Linked DNA regions of Homo sapiens: region 1 is linked to region 2. The links are chromatin loops, found by intact Hi-C in ENCODE. Cell type or tissue: dorsolateral prefrontal cortex. All regions are shown on one strand.

Region 1 (2,500 bases), 160 kb after region 2:
ATGCGAGTAGTCGGCGCTTGGTACTTGGGAGCTAGACAGGTCTCTAATTCATTCAGCAAGTCAAGAAGTGCCTCCTAGGAGTGAGAAGCACAGTGGGATGGAGAAGCCAGCTTTAAAGTCTTTCCTGCTAAGGTGTGAATGACTGATAACAACTTGTGATCCGATCCTGGGGCGCTTGTGTTTAAAGGAGAGTCTCCAAAGGCACCAAAGCCCCAAACGGCATGTCTGCAAGAGTGGAGTTTTAGGCAGAGAGCCAAGTCTGGGAGCCCCAGATTTTTGGAGTCATTGTCAGGGTGAGCAGAGATTTCAGAACTTCTTTGGCAAGATACAGGTCTCCTTTTCAGGCAGAAACACAGAGACCCAGAAAGGGAAAGTGGTTGGACTGAAGTTCCAAAGTTCCAGAGGGTATGATCTCAAAGCCTGGAGCATGGGGGACTTCAGGTAACGCAGGATCTAGGCAGAACCGTAATAAGAAGACACAGCATGTGTTGTGCACTACGCTAAGGGTTTCATGGGCATATCTAACAATGCCATAAGGTATTGTTTTTATTCCCATTGCACTGATGAAGAAACTAAGGCACAGAGAACTTACGTAACTCACTGATGATCACACAGCAAGCAAGTGCTAGAGCTAGAATTAAACTCAGACACATAGACACTATACTGATGAAAAAAAAGGCCAGAAACTGGGAGCCCACAGGCCACATCCAGCCTTCACACATATTTCATTGGATCCTCAAAATCTTTTTAATTTTCTTGAGATGGCAACATTTAAAAACCAGGAATTTGACATGAAAATTCTGACTTCCAGCTCTCCTTAGAAAATCAGAAGATAATGCTAAACCAGCTTTCCCACAGGGCAACTGTCAGCTGGGGCTCAGTAGCAGCTTTTGGGGGGCACCGGCACTCCAGTTCGCCAGAGTCCGTCCGTACTACTCCCTAATAATTCCACCTGGCCTGCTTCACTCTCTCACCGTGGTTTCTTGGTCCTGTGGACATTTGAGTTTGTGATGAATGAGTGTGGCTTCTTGGGCTAGCTGGCATGGGACTCTACTGCCCAAACCCATTATGCTACAAATCTGACCCACAGACTCAAGAGAGGAGATGATCCACCCAGGGTCCCCAGGGAAAGCCTGGCAGTGCAGGGACTAGCCAACTCTCCTCTGCTAACCCACTGCCCTTACCCCTGCAGCAGGCTCAGTGGAAAAGGAGCCCCAGGAAGCTTGGCTGTGCCCCTGGTTTTGTCCGTGCTGGCCTGGACTTCCCCTTCACACCTGAGTGGGGTGGGTGTAGCTGCAAAACTATGGCTCTGCCGGGAAACAGAAGTGAGGAGGACCTAGGGAAAGGGCTCTCCCACGTACTCCCAGGAAGAAACAAAACCTGCCCCAAGGGGGCCCTGTGCTGCCCCCTTCCCCAGCAGGCCATGTGGCAGGTCCCACCAGCACCTCTCCCAGCTTCTGCCCCTTTCTCCCTTTGCCTGACATCACCTCCTACCCCAGAGCCACCCCAGGGCTGGGAGCTGAATTCAGCTCCAGCTTCAGCTACGGTAGTATTTACCACCAGCACACATACCTTGGGGGCTGGCCAAAGGGCTGGCTCAGCAGACACGGGGCTGCAGGCCAGAGGAGGGTATGGCAGGGCAGGCAGAGTAGAGCTGGCAGCCAAAGCAAGATGCGCAAAGCTGAGCTGGGTGGGGTTGGGGGCCCTCAAGTGGACAGAGGTGTGGACAAGTGGGGCTAGCGTGGTTGTTGGCCTGAGTGTCCCTGTGAACAAGGTGGGGCAGGGCACCAGGCTGGGAGCCCTCAGGGTCTAAGCAATGGGGTTAATGACCCCAGGATTGTACCCATAGCACCCGCAGCAGTAGGGAAGGGATGTTCTCCCCTGGAGGCAACTTCCTTGAGATGCACGGCGGGTGGGTGCATCAGAGAGAAAGCAGAGTTCAGGGAGTACGGGAGAGGGGGCATTGCTCAATCCCCCACACCTCCCCACCCCTCACACACTGGCCACCCATCCCACAGGTCCCAAAGGAGTTGTTCCCCTTTTAGAAAAAAGCTGTCTTAGGATTCAAGTTTGGGGAGCAGGGGAGGATGTTCAGTTTTCAAGCAAGAGGGCCAGACAGGAGAGGGTCCAGGACAAGCCAGAGGGACAGGACAAACCAAGGGTCCACAGGGGTTTGTCCTGGGGAGGGAGGGAAGGCCAGAAAACACCCCATTTACTGTGTCTGAGACTCCAGCTGGGACAAGGCCCACAGCAGCCTGTCGTTAGGAGGACACTCGAAGGCATGGCATGGGGGAGAGGGGCAGCGCACAGCACGCAGAGGGGCCTGCACGTGCCCCGCGGACTCCACATCTGTGCACATGCCTGTGTGTTGTCAGGGAAGCTGTGCAGCCCGGCTAAAATTACAATTCTTTGGCGAGAGGATGTTGCTTATTGTCAGGAGCAGATCCTTTTGGACACCTGGGTCATTGTCGGAGACCGGGAAAAGTGGGTGGGGAGGAAA
Region 2 (2,500 bases):
GGCATGGCAGGAAAGAAGAAACCAAAGTGTCCACCTGCTACATGTCAGGCACCACAATAAGTGCCTTACGTACATGATCACTCCTGATGCTCACACAGCCTGGTGAGGTAGGAGTTGTTATCCACACTTTACAGATGGGAAATTTGGCCCAAAGGAATGAGTGGTTTGCAGGAGGTCTCACAACTGGTAAGTGATGGAGCTGTTGTTGGAACCTAGGTCTTTTTCACATCCTGCGAGTTCATGCTCAGTATGCGGTCTTCACCAGGGTGTTGACGTAATAGACTCCAGGCACAGACCATGACTAGAAGAGAGACCATTGGAAGGAATGGAAGCAGATCCCAGTTCTGCTCCCTTCCCTGGGTAAGGTCCCTGACGCTGGACCTGGGCAGGGCCAGGTGACCAAGTCAGAGGCCACAGTGGAGATCAGGATCGCACAGGTCAATCTCATCCAGCCTCCTGCCTCCATTCAGACACTGCCATTTAAAGAGATGGCTGCTTAGGCCCAGCTCCTAAGATCCCGAGCTCCTCATAAGCCATGGCTTTTTTCTTCTCTTCTCTCCCCTGCGGCCCCAACACAGGACTAGGCCCCAAGTATGCCGCTGCCTCTTACATACTGGTTGACCCTTTGGAATTGCTGCAGAGGGAGGAAGAGAAACTTCAGGCCATCCAACAAATATATAATGAGCGCTGTTCTGGGGACTGCCAGAGATTGCAGCATGAGACCCCAGCCCTTATCCTCAAGGCCACGCTGGGTCTCCAGGCATGAGAATTAAAGAAGCGCACTGCACAGGGCAGCTGCCTCGTGAGTTCTGAGCCCAGCACTCAAGGGCTCAGAGGAGCCAGAGGTGGCAGAGCCTCCAGGCGAGAGATGCGGGTGGGCTTCCTATAGCAGGTGATACTGGACCTTCAGAAAGGGCAGTTCCCAGGCCGAGTGGGGAGCCTTAGGCTTTCCTTTAACTCTGAGTGCAGAAGAGCAGAGGCAGGACTCAGGGGCTGTTAGCCCAGCGGAGCAGACAAAGCAATTGAAAGTCATCAGCCTGTGTTCCCGCACGCACCATCGGCCACTCACTAAACTGCTTTTCGCCCAGACCCAGCTCTGCTGTGGTTCAAGATGCTGCCAGTGAGATAACAAGGGGACAAGATGTGGGAATGATGAGATTTGGCAGCAGGCAGGAGGGGCGATGCTGCAGGTGGGGCAGGGGGCGTGAAGGGGGGTAGCCTTCCAGCCTGGAGGAAGAAAGAGGTAGGGGGATAAGCCTAAGCTCCCCCTGCCCCACATGGCTCGAAGAGAGAGAACTGCCCCGCCCCAACATCAGACCTTCTACCCCCTGCTGCAGCCCCTCCCAGTCCACTTCTCTCTCCCTCTCCCTCTCCCTCTCCCTCCGACCACCTAGAAAACAGCAGAAGTCCTTTGCTTGACTCTGCGGCGCCCTCTAGCTGCCACTCAGCCTCTTGCCTTGTTTTTTACACCAAACTCTGGGCAGCAGCACCTCAGGACCTGTGCTCACTGTCCCCACATCCCTGCCCCACCGTCCCTCAGTATCTTAAAGTCTGACTCTGGGGACATCTGAAGACCCAGTCAGTGGCCTTTGCCAGACCTTCCTCTTCCTGAGCTCTCTGCTCTATCTGACCCTGCAGACCGTCTCTTTCTCAAGACTGCCTCCTTCCCTGACTCTGGGCACCCGGCACTAGGCTGGTTTCCCATCTACCTCTCTGGCCATTGCTTCTCTGTCTCCTTCACTACCTTCTAAATATTCCTGGTTATACTCGTCCAATTATACATGTGCCATAAACAGCAGCCTCGCCTGGTGCGCTTTTTCCCAGTGTCTGACGAACGTCACCAGCCCCATTGTGCTGACAGCTCTTGTCTCTTGCCTTACCTTCCCCCACCAGTCCCCATGGTAGGCCACCTCCCCAGCTACCTGGAAGACATCGCAACATGGACATTCTGCTGCTATGTAAAACTCTACCATGGAGGAATTTATCTAGAACTTTCCAGAATGTGTAAGGACTCCCCCGTGTGTGTGTGTGTGTGTGTGTGTGTGTGTGTGTGTGTGTGTGTGAGAGAGACAGAGAGACGAGAGAGAGAGAGACGGAGTCTCACTCTATCACCCAGGCTGGAGTTCAGTGGCATGATCTTGGCTCACTGCAACCTCCGTCTCCCAGGTTCAAACAATTCTCCTGCTCAGCCTCCCGAGTAGCTGGAATTATAGGCACCTGCCAGCATGCCCGGCTAATTTTTATATTTTTAATAGAGATAAGGTTCACTGTGTTGGCCATGCTGGTCTTGAAATGCTGACCTCAAGTAATCTGTCCACCTCGGCCTCCCAATGTGCTGGGATTACAGGCATGAGCCACTGTGCCCAGCCCTAGGACTCCCTCTTGAGGAAGAAGCCACTTTGTTGACACTCCACTCTATGAAGGATGATGATCTCTTATTTGCCTCATCCTATTTCCTTGCCCCATAGCACAGGGCCAGGTGCAGAATGTGCACAAATGT

Evidence for each region. A loop is a pair of places that touch in the nucleus more often than their neighbours do. Peaks named below come from ENCODE experiments on the same cell type or tissue, not always from the same donor. Only the 100,000 strongest peaks of a DNase experiment are listed, where the experiment ranks them.
Region 1: it touches region 2 in a loop (2.0-fold over the local background); 4 of 110 quality-filtered maps call a loop at or near these places.

The regions. Positions count from the first base shown.
Region 1 is chr10:71,763,737-71,766,236 of GRCh38, forward strand. All of the region lies in intron 38 of CDH23 (cadherin related 23), which reads left to right. The region is part of intron 1 of VSIR (V-set immunoregulatory receptor); the gene reads right to left. Among named protein-coding and RNA genes, the nearest start is that of VSIR, 8.5 kb to the right of the region's middle. In dorsolateral prefrontal cortex, no CTCF peak of the experiment used is centred here; no DNase peak of the experiment used is centred here; H3K27ac peaks cover 2,500 bases.
Region 2 is chr10:71,607,934-71,610,433 of GRCh38, forward strand. The region is part of intron 9 of CDH23 (cadherin related 23); the gene reads left to right. Among named protein-coding and RNA genes, the nearest start is that of CDH23-AS1, 97 kb to the left of the region's middle. In dorsolateral prefrontal cortex, CTCF peaks have their summits at 1,448, 1,651 and 2,397; a DNase peak (open chromatin) is centred at 1,438.